Linked DNA regions of Mus musculus: region 1 is linked to region 2. A link is a loop called in an ENCODE intact Hi-C map of the cell type or tissue named here. Cell type or tissue: left cerebral cortex. All regions are shown on one strand. Each heading gives the region's core, and the rest is flanking DNA. Links, peaks and the distances in the headings are about the cores only. Region 1 overlaps Gm36686 (a long non-coding RNA gene). Region 2 has its middle 75 kb from the start of Gm24957.

Region 1 (5,375 bases), core at 217-5,216, 1.2 Mb before region 2:
TCGTAGCTAGGAGGAGCTTGGGAGGGCCTGAAGATAGACTGCCCAACTGTTGCTGCCTCCGACAAGCAACACTGGTGCACTGGTTCGTTTTTGTTTTTTTTTTTTTTTTTTTTTTGTTACTTTGACATAAAATAGCATCGCCTGGGAAGCAGGCACCCCAATTGAGGAATTGCCTCCTGAATTGGCCTGTGTGTGGGGGGCATTTTCTTGATAAATGTTTGATGTGGGCGGGGCCAGCTCACTGTGGGCGGTGGCATCCCTAGGCAGGTAGTCTTGTATAAGAAAACAGGCTGAACAAGCATGCAATGGAGAGCAAGGAAGACCGTTAGAAGTGTTCTTCTATTCTCCTTCCAGGGTCCTGTCTTGGGTTCCCAAAATGATAGACTGTAACCTGTGAGCTGAAGTTACTGTCCCCACAAGGTGGTTTTGGTCGGTGTTTTATCCCAGCAACGGGAATTGAACCAGGACAAAAATTGTTAACAGAAAATGGGATGCTGCTGTGATGGACCCGACCTCATAGATTTTAGATTTTGGACTATGTGGTTGGAAGAAAGTGAAAGCTTTTACAGACTGTGCTGCAGTAGGAGCTTGGAAGACAATGCAGGGAGCAGTGAAAAGGCTGGAGGCCTGGCGTGGGAAGTATCAGAGCGATGTCTCAGAGCCCCTTAAAGACCTAGGGGGGCCATTCATGTGATGCTTTGAATGAACAATCTGTAACTTTTGGTCAGCTTGGACTGAGAAATCAGCTGCAATCACAGAGAGACCAGCATCACTGAAATGAAATCTGGAATTTATTCAGTCAGGGTCACCACTCAGAAGGCCATGGTCTAGGGAGGTGGCCAAGGCTGCCTCTCAGGTTGGTAGTCAAACTTGGTAATACATAAGAGTCTCCAACATGGTACTGACTTTGAAGGCAGGAAGGAGTTATGGATAACAGCCAAGACTTAGCCCGATGTGGCAGGGATGGAGTTCCAGTAGAGGGGCCATGAGGCTGTGGGTGAAGCTGTTTCCATGGAGACCCCAGCATACTGGAGATGCAAGACTGGTGGGAAGACCACGAAGGACAGTGGCAGGTGTGGAGCCTGGGTGATAGCCTTCACATGCTGCTGATGGCAGAGCCAGAGCGATGGGGCTACCCAAACCCTTTGGAGCCCAGAGGATCATGGGTGACTCTAAGACTTCAGACACTATTTATACTGTTGAGATGGGCACTTTAATAACAGTAGTCAAAACAGAATGGATTTGAAATAATTTCTATCCTTCCAGTTCCTTACACTGCCAGCAAATGGGACATCACCTTGGGAACTGGGTAGGATTGACCATTACCCACCTGTCCCGGAAGAGGTGCCACCCGAGGGAGCAAACGTCTCCCAGGCTGGCTGACTAGCAGTCAACATGCAGTCGAAAGCAGAGGGGCAGAATGCCCCCGCCCCTGTCCCCGCTTCTCTCCACTTCCTGACCTGTTTTGCGAAGGAGTCTGCTCTTTGGGCTCAGAAGCACCCCTCTCTTTTAATATCCACCGTCTTATAGACTGAATCCACAGTCAAGAGCAGAGCAATAAGGGCTTTAGTGCTTTCCTTTGGCTCAAAGGTGAAGGCTCCGTGCTACACAGGGCTGTCCTGCGCATCCTTTCTACTGGGTCATACGGTTTCCTACATTTTACTGAGGCAAAAAGAGGTTCTGACAGGGTCAGTGTCCCCCTCAAGGCTGCACAGCAAGAAGCAGTCAGATGTCAACCTCCAAGCTCAAACTGTTCTTAAACTGCTGGTGTTAGGGCTTGCTGGGTCCAGCAGGCTACGCTGTGTTTGTCCCATGGAGAATGCAGACCCCTGTGCTGTTGAGAGTCTGAGCTAAGGTTCCTGTGTCCTCAGCGGCCATCTTTAGCTCTTTGTTCAAAGTGGCTCTCAGTTTGTTTATTATAGACGCAGAGCCTGGCAACCCTGACTGCTGCATCAGAATCTGCATTTTAATTAATCTATTATTTGTGTGTGTGTGTGTGTGTGTGTGTGTGTGTGTGTGTGTGTGTGTGTGTGTGTGTGCACGTATCTCTGAGGGTGTATGTGTGTGTGTGCATGTGGAGGTCACAGGACGACCTCAGCTGTTGTGCCTCAGGTTCCATTCACCTTGCAATTTTGAGACATGGTTTCTTGCTGGCTGAGAACTTGCCAAGCAGGCTAGGGTGGATGCTCACCGAGTTCAGGGATCTGCCTGTCTCTGTTTTCATGTGGGATGGGGTAAGCATGGACCACTGCCTGAATTGGTTTATTTATTTTTTTTATTTTTTTAGTCCTTCCTTCCTTCCTTCCTTCCTTCCTTCCTTCCTTCCTTCCTCCCCCCCTCTCTCTCTCTGCCTTCCTACCTTCCTTTCTCTCTTGTGTTGGGGAATCAAACCTTGTCCCTCACCTAGGGCAGGCAAGAATCCTACTATAGAGAATATGCTATAGAATATGCATTTTAACAAGATCTTCTTGTGATCAGAATGTACCCGAAAATCCAGGAACTGCTACAGAGGGGCCCTTCTGAAAGGAAGGGCTGCAGGCTATATGGGGAGGGGGCATCAGGGACACAGCAAAATGCACCACGCTAGCGTGTCCCCAGAAATAGACATTTCCCTGCAAGGATGGACAGAGACAAACCCACCCCTTGCATTTATTTCCAGGGCAACGGGTACCTTAGAAGCTCCGGGACTCAGTCGTTGTGACAGTGTGTGCACACTAGATGGCAGCAGAAGGATGTCGGAAAAAAGTTTGCTAGGCAGTTGGTCTAGGGGGTAAGACAAAATGATAAAGCCACATGGGCTGGGGAGGGGGGCAGCTGAGCCATGAAAGGAGATTGCTGGGGTGACGTGAAAGCAACGGGGACGGGCAAGTCCAGAAGGCTGTCTTGTGGAATGAGAGAGTTGGGCATTTGTCATTGCTTCTTCTTTTCTTTTTGCTTTTTTGGCCTCTAGCTATGTTAAGCACATGCTGTCCCCCACAGGGATGGGGCGTCAGCAGCTGGAAATGGTGAAGCTGCAGAGAATGAGGTGTGGGTAAAAAGTCCCCCATCCTCACCCCCGTCCGCTTGGTTCTGCTCCCGGAGGTCAGGGGAGGCAACAGCCGGACAGTTTGCAGCACTCGTCAGTCACAGGCAGGCTGCACGAATGGGAACATCCTTTCTCACCATGCACCGTGGGCCCTTGGCATGCACCTGCACAGCTCTTAGATGCTGACTTTTGCTGCCTTTGGCCTGAAAGACTGGAGCGAGAGTTGTTGGTGTATAGTCCGTCCACATCCACATAGTTGGCTGACCAGACTGGGAAAGAGTATTCAGGTTTTCTTTGGTTCTCTCCGTTCTTCATTTCCCTTGGGCACCCAGTGACAGCCATGTTAGAGAGGCTAGAGACCATCTGTGGACTGGAGGAATTTGGCTTGGAACAAAAGGCAAAGGAAGGCTCCATTACCCCCCTGAATTGTGGGGTCATCTTGTTAAACCTGGTCTCTCTATTTTAAAAGACTTATTTTTATTTTATGTATGTGGGCCTTCTGCTGGTAAGTGCCTGTGCACTCTGTGTGTGCAGTTCCCTTGGAGGCCAGAAGAGGGCCTCAGATTCCCCTGGAACTGGAGTTATAGATGGATGTGGGCTATCACATGGGTGTTAGGAATCAAACTCGGATCCTCTAGAAGAGTAGTCAGTGCTCTGAATTGCTAAGTTATCTTTCCAGCCCCAAATCCTGTCTCTTTATCATATGGTGCTTGGTTTAAGCAGGCCTATTTGGTCTGTGGAGATAAGAGTTTGAAAATTTATTTGGGAACCCACTTAAAAAAAACAAACAAACCAAAAACCAGAATGAATTTCAGCCTATTTGAAGGCAGTGCTGTCTGAAATAACCTGGGGTCATGACAGATAGGTGGAGACACTGGTTTTAGAGATTTCAGCATTCAAGTTTAGACACTGATTTTTTCAAGTGACTATCTGTCTTTAACGGAAATTGAGGCTTGGTGAGATTGCCATTGCTGTAGACGTCTGCAGGCTTAACGGCAGTAGGGTTGTGGATTGTAGGATGGGTGTGAGAACATGTCTTCGCTGTGTCTTGTTGGAGGCTCTCAGAGATCCACTGTGCTCATTTTAGCAAAGCCAAGACAAGCAGACACGAGCCAGGCTCTGTGCTGAGGACTGAAGACACAGGGGACTCATATGAAGCACAAATCTAATCAGTGCTGCTCTCTCTCCCCTCCCTCCCTCCCTCCCTCCCTCCCTCCCTCCCTCCCTCCCTCCCTCCCTCCCTCCCTCCTTCTTCCCTCCCTGTTTCCCTCCCTCCCTTCCTTTCTCTTCCTTCTCTCTTAAACTCTTTCCTTTTCCTTCCTCTTATTTTCCTTCTACCTTTTAAATTTTCAACGTTATTTTGTTTTATTGAGAAAGGTTTCGAGTAGCCCAGGCTGACCTCAACATGCTGTATAGCTGAAGGTAACCTTGAATTTCTAAGTCCCTTGTCCCTCTGCCTCCTCAGTGTTGGGGTTACAGGCATGGCCATCATAGCCCGTTTCTATGGACCAGGGTTGGAACGTCTATGCATGCTAGGTATGCACTCTACCAACTGGGCTACAACCCCAGCCTCTCCTGACCTTTTAAAAAAACGTCTGAGATGGGAGGTGGTGATGCACAGCTCTGATCCCAGCACTCAGGAGGCAGAAGCTGGCAAATCTCTGAGTTTGAGGCCAGCGTGGTCTACAGGTTGAATTCAGTAAAAGCCAAGGCTATCCGGAGAAATCCTGTCTTCAAAAATACAAAACAAATAAACAAAACCGACATCAAAAAAGGAAAAGAAAAAAAGAAAAAGAAAAAGAAAAAGAATTCTGATGCTATTTTAAGTCCCAAGAGGATTTTGCAAATTACCAGCCGAAGAAGACTAACTTGGGGACTCCAAGGACATAGTTGATCTCTCTTGTCCTTCCCCAAAGGAAGGCTTAATACATGACAAGTACTTAGAGACTTTAAGAAGAAAGTTTCTGTTTTATTATAGTAACTTGCTTTGTACTCTGAGAGAGAAAAATAAACTGAACTAGTTAAACGTTGTTTTTTAAGTCCCCCCCCCCCCCCCGGCCTGAGGACATATACCTTCTGCCACAGAAAAGCTCAGACGCTCTCTCAGGAAGGTGCTGTTCAAACGACCCAGTCACAGTTTGCTGTGGGCTGCTCCTGTTCCTCAGGTTCTGGGGTTTGGCTCCTTTGTTAGGGTATATTGCTTAAGTTTTGCAGATAGAAGGAAATGGAGAATTAGCAAGTGAGATGTGTTACCATGCTTTCTGGCATGTGGCTAGAGAACTGAGGCCCACATGATAGCCAATGAGATGAGAATCCCATGCAAATTGGGCACCATTTGTCCTCATGCGGC
Region 2 (5,375 bases), core at 183-5,182:
CCATCACAGCAGGATTGAGTTACCCAACAGTAACAGTAGTGCTCAGAGCTCAGTCATGTTCATAAACTTTCCATATCATCTAGAAATGCCCTTCTCATCTTCTGAGACTTGAATTAGACTTCCAGGTATCAAGAGATGCAGAGTGACCCAAAAGGTGTCCATGAAGAAATTTGGCAATGACATATAGAATTAGGTTAGAGGATCAAAATGAAAAAGAATTAAAAAAAAACTGGAGGAAGATAAAAGAGTATCTAGGAAATTTGATTTATTTATACATATAGAACAAATTTCTAACAAAATCAAAACTTGACAACAGCCTAAAGAATATTTTGTGTGCTTACAATACAATTCCAGATGGTATACTAGAAACAAGCCGAAATCTATTTCTTGCATACATATATATGAAGAGTTGAAAACACTCAATTCAAGTATTCAGAATCTACAAATCTGTGAACTGTCGTGTTCAAATGGTAGGTTGTTTCTCTTCAACTCTGCAATACTTTAGATAAAATATAATTGATTTCTTGAGTTGAAACAAATAGGTAATGGGTGCATTAAAGAATAAATCAACTTTGTGTTTCTGTAGGATTTTCAATTTTCAAAGTGCAGTTACCAACATCATGCATCCAATCAGAAATTAATTAAATCTGCGTCACTACAACTTTTACAAATAAAAAGCTAAAATACACACGTACCAGAGTGCTGCAACAGAAAGAGCTTTGGAGCAACAATCTCTCTCTTGAATTCTAGCTACATTTCTCTGTAGAAGATTATATGCAATCTTCCCCCCTTGCTGAACTAGAACCATTCAGAAATCAAACTGTAAGAAAACTATCAAGTTCTAAAGCCATAATCGACATTAAAAAATCCTATAAAAGAGAGGGGCACGTGCCAAATACAATCTGCTTTTTCCCTTTTCTGCCTCCATCTTTGCTTAGGGAAGTCTTGAACGTGGATGCATCTCAAAGACTACTGGGAAGATGTTCTTTTGTAAATTTTGATCAGTAACTATACCGCAGCTAAATATATGCTTCTTAAATTTGCTAAGCTTGAGAACCATTGGTCTGATAGAAGCTATTAATTATCTGTGTTAACCTAATTCAAACTATCACAGCCATATCTCATGTCTTCTCATGGTGTTGCCCCTAACCACAGTAGAGCCTAAGGCAATGGAAATTCAGCAATGTTCATTTTGCCTTCATTGAACACTTTGATATTTGATTCATTATAGATTTTCTTAAATACATTTTATTGGTTATTTCATTTATTTACATTTCAAACATTATCCCCCTTCCCAGTTTCCCCTCCACACCCCCCCATATTATAGCCCCTTCCCTTGCTTCTATGAGGGGGCTCCCCCACCCACCCATCCACTCCTGCCTCACCACCCTAGCATTCCCCTACACTGAGACATTGAGCCTTCACAGGACCAAGGGCCTCCCTTTCCATTGTTGCCAGATTTTTAACTATTGCATTAAAACCTTGCTTGTCTTCATGACTACACTTTTGTCAGTTTCTTAGATTTTTGTAGGCGAGCTATCTTTCTGTACCCCATCCTACTCCCATCTCACCATTCATTCCTTATGTCAGTCTAGTTTTCTAAGAACAGGTATAATTCCTGTTGTTTGGGCCTTGCAAGCTCCTGGTGGTACAAGAACTTACTCCCTTTCCCTGACACTGGCAGCATCGAGGGTGAGTAGAGGAGTGTGCGCCCCAGAGTTTAAATTGTGAATATTTGATGGGAGATGACTGCTTGCAGGTATTTGTTTGTGTTTACTTCCTTCTTTGTTTGAAGATTCTGTTTGTGTTTTTGTCCTTTATTTTGCTAGCTACAGACAATCTCAGTCAGGGTGGAGGGGAGGAGGTGGACACTTCTGTCTTTGTTGCTATCTTGTTGCTGTGACAAGGGATAAAGGGCTCATTTTGGCTCAGTCCCCTAGGAAAACTGCCCATCATGGTGGGGGAAGACAAGACAGCAGAAACAAAAAAACTTTCTGGTCACACTGCATCCACATTCAGGAAGTAGGGGGTGAAAAGGAAGTGAGGCTTTGTTAGAAAGCCTCAAGCCTGCCCTAGCACCAGAGTGGCCCATGTGCTCCAACAAAGCTCTGCCTCCTCGAGTTTCCCAACCTTGAACAGCGCCACCAACTGGAGACCAAGTATTCAAACACACAAGCCTTTGTACAGAACTCACATTCAAAGCACAGCAGCCCTTCTCTCTGCCATTGCTGCAGATCCATGCTCTCTGTAGAACTGGAAGATACAGGGCAACAGGCCAAGCTCAGCAGCTCCATTAAATCTGTCCCTGCTGGGTGTCAGTTATCTGCTTCACCACATGCTCACCAATTTTAATAATGGTCTATTGTGTGCTTCATAAAATGCTAGAGGCATTCATTTTAAATATTCTCCTCAACAACAAAAGAGGTGATGGCTATATATTCATCAGCTTGGCTGACTCTCTACAATGTATACATAGATAAAAATATCACACAGAACTATAAATAGACAGCTATTACTTGTCTGTTAAAAGCATTTTTATATTTTTAAAGACTGACAATATAGCTGTTTACTGTTTGACTATCATGCATAAGGCCCTGGGTTCTATCTGTATCTCCTTACCTCAAATGCTGGATTCTTCAAGGTTATTAGGAGCCCCACACAGAATATCCCTTCCTCCACTGTTCAAGCATATCAGCCCAAAATTGTTCAAGCATATCAGCTCAAAACTATGCACACCACAAAAAGAGGATCAGGAGACACAGCACAGGGAGACTCCTGGTGTTCCAGGCCCAGCATAGCTCAGCAGGAGTCAGAGTAAGACAAGACCGTCTATGGTTGAGTTTGCAAAGGGTCACTGCATCGGTTACCTTCCTGACAAAAAAATAAATCCGCAGCTTTATACTGATAACAGACTTCATTTTGACAGGAGCTTTAAAATGAGAAACCAAAATTGACTCAGTAAAGGAAGAAAATGGACAGTGTGACTCGCAAGAATAATTTAGCTCAGCACTTCCCAAAGTAGAGTAGACATGAAAAATTAACAATAATTGTTTTCGCTTGCTTACAAGGAATCCCAAGCTACTCTTAGGTCTTTTGTTATTTTCAGCATTTGTAGCTGTTACAGGAGTCACTGCTTTTACATGGTAAAGGGTATAAGCTTTGACAGACTCTAGAATATGTTAGCCACCATGCTACATGCCTCCAGCCACTATGATCTGTGACTCTCAAGGGCTTAAGAAAAATCTCTTCAGAGAAGTTCAAGCAAATCTCATTAGCATAGGAGTTTGTTTGACAGGTCTGAGGTGCTGCCTGTGTTTAAGTATGTACATTTTGGAGGGATACCTTTGGAAGCCTGAACACTAATCTATGTAGAAGGCAAGTGAGAAGTAAGCCAAATAAGTTGTAAACCCCACCAATGCCTTAAAGAGACTGGGATGAACAGAAATTCTTCAGGGAGAGTTTGGAATGCATGTTCTCTAAAATTCTCAGCTAGGAGCTTAACTCAGACCAGGAGCAACCTGAAATGGTGCACTTTGGTGATGTAGGTACTAATGCAGTCCCTATCACATTCAGTCCAATTATTGTCACTTGGCCATGCATACTGGAGCCATGAGGGACACAGAGGTCAGAAGGGGACCTTAAGGTACTGGATGTTGGAGGAGCAGGTGATGGCTCAAAGGCCACACAGAGCCCTGGCTGCCCAGAAAAAAGGAGGAAGGAAGACTGAATGGAGCTCATGTGGTCTGTTGCTATGTAAATCTCATCTCTAAGGAAAGGGCTGGCACAACTGTATCAGGCTAAAGATACAGCTTTTATTTTTAAACCAGTGTGCAAGGGATAAGTGAATGTGGGATGTGTGAGAGTCAGAGTGTGGGCAGAGCAGTGTGGATGTGTGCAATGTGTATGCGTGCAGTGTGTATGTATATGTGCAGTGTGTATATGACAGTGTGGCTGCATGTAGTGTGGATGTGTGCAGTGTGGGTGTGTGCAGTGTGGATGTGAGCAGTGTGCATATGTGCAGTGTGGATATACAGTGTGGATGTGAGCAGTTTGGATATTTGCAGTGTTGATGTGAGCAGTGTGGGCAGAGCAATGTGGATGTGTAGAGTGTGGATGTGTGTAGTATAGATGTGAGCAGCGTGGATATTTTCAATGTGAATGTGTGTGGTACGGATGTGAGCAATGTGGATGTGTGCAGTGTAGATGTGAACAGTGTGCATATTTGCAGTATGGATGTGTGCAGTGTGGATATGTGCAGTGTGGATACATGCAGTGTGGATAAAGTACAGTGTGAATGTGTAGAGTGTGGCTGTGTGCAGGAGAGTTGTGAGCAGTGTGGATATATGCAGTGTGGATTTGAACAGTGTGGATGTGTGCAATGTGGGTGTGAACAGTGCAGATGTGTACAGTGTGTATGTGAGTGCTGTGGATGTAAGCAGTGTGGAAGTGTGCAATGTAGATGTGAGCAGTGTGGGAGTATGCAGTGTGGATGTGTGCAGTATAGGTGTGAGTGGTGTGACTGTATACAGTATAGGTGTGAGCAGTGTGGACGTGAACCTATGCCCTGATCTATGGCACTGCCCACTGATCAGTAGCAGAGTTTAAAAGGTTAAACCCTATAAGAGATTTGCTACACATGGTTTAATTTTCAGACCTAAGAGGGTTGGGTCCCTTCAGCAAGCACTCCACCCGTGTGCTTTCACATATATGGGAAATAAAAGTCAAATTGCCTTATGTCTCCCATGGGGGAAGAAAGTGCTGTGGCTTTGCTTCCTAAGCAGATGTCAGATCTGTGCTAATACCTCCAATCAGAGCCTGGTCTTTCATGTGACAAGGTTTCTTAAAAGCCTGATAGCCTATTCTAGGGGAAAAAAGAAAACGGATAGATGGAGTTTATTTGAAGTTGAAGTTCAGAGGCGAGGAGAGGCAGCAAATTCACATTGAAACGTGGTATTTTATCCATATCATGAATTTTTATCATATTTAGTCAGTGAACAAAGACTGTCAAGTTGGCCCAAGGGCTGGCAAGATTGCTCTGTGGGTAAAAGTGCCTAACCGCAAGCTCAGCAGCCAGAGTTCAATACTTGGGACCAACATGGTTGAAGGAAAGAACTAACTCCCACATGTCGTCCTCTGACCTCCATGTATGTGCAGTTGCATCTGCATGCACTCATACAAAATTCATGAATGTGGCTGTAAAAATAAGTTAGGGATAGTTTCAAAATAGATGGCTAGAGACTTATAAAATCATATTGAATCCACCAGAATTAGGTCAAGATACTGTGAATGTTCACCTGTGTGCAAGGAGTTTCTTTAGGTCAGGGGGTGCAGCATCCACTCAAAGTGTGGCAGAAAAGGCAAAGAGAAAAGAAAAT

What was found. Hi-C counts contacts between places; a loop is a spot of excess contacts. Peaks named below come from ENCODE experiments on the same cell type or tissue, not always from the same donor. Only the 100,000 strongest peaks of a DNase experiment are listed, where the experiment ranks them.
Region 1: a loop joins it to region 2, with 4 times the contacts of the local background. A loop is called at or near these places in 2 of 42 quality-filtered maps.

What each region holds. Positions count from the first base shown.
Region 1 is chr9:113,627,180-113,632,554 of GRCm38, reverse strand. Gm36686 (a long non-coding RNA gene) reads right to left here. Exons shown (of 3, transcript XR_379911.3): 2 at 5,099-5,225; 3 at 3,794-4,156. Among named protein-coding and RNA genes, the nearest start is that of Gm36686, 3.4 kb to the right of the region's middle. In left cerebral cortex, for the core only: CTCF peaks have their summits at 2,702 (motif pointing right) and 3,563 (motif pointing right); DNase peaks (open chromatin) are centred at 2,732, 3,101, 3,556 and 4,048; H3K27ac peaks cover 4,656 bases.
Region 2 is chr9:112,444,514-112,449,888 of GRCm38, reverse strand. No RefSeq gene overlaps it. Among named protein-coding and RNA genes, the nearest start is that of Gm24957, 75 kb to the left of the region's middle. In left cerebral cortex, for the core only: a CTCF peak has its summit at 2,147 (motif pointing left); DNase peaks (open chromatin) are centred at 2,233 and 3,800; H3K27ac peaks cover 1,765 bases.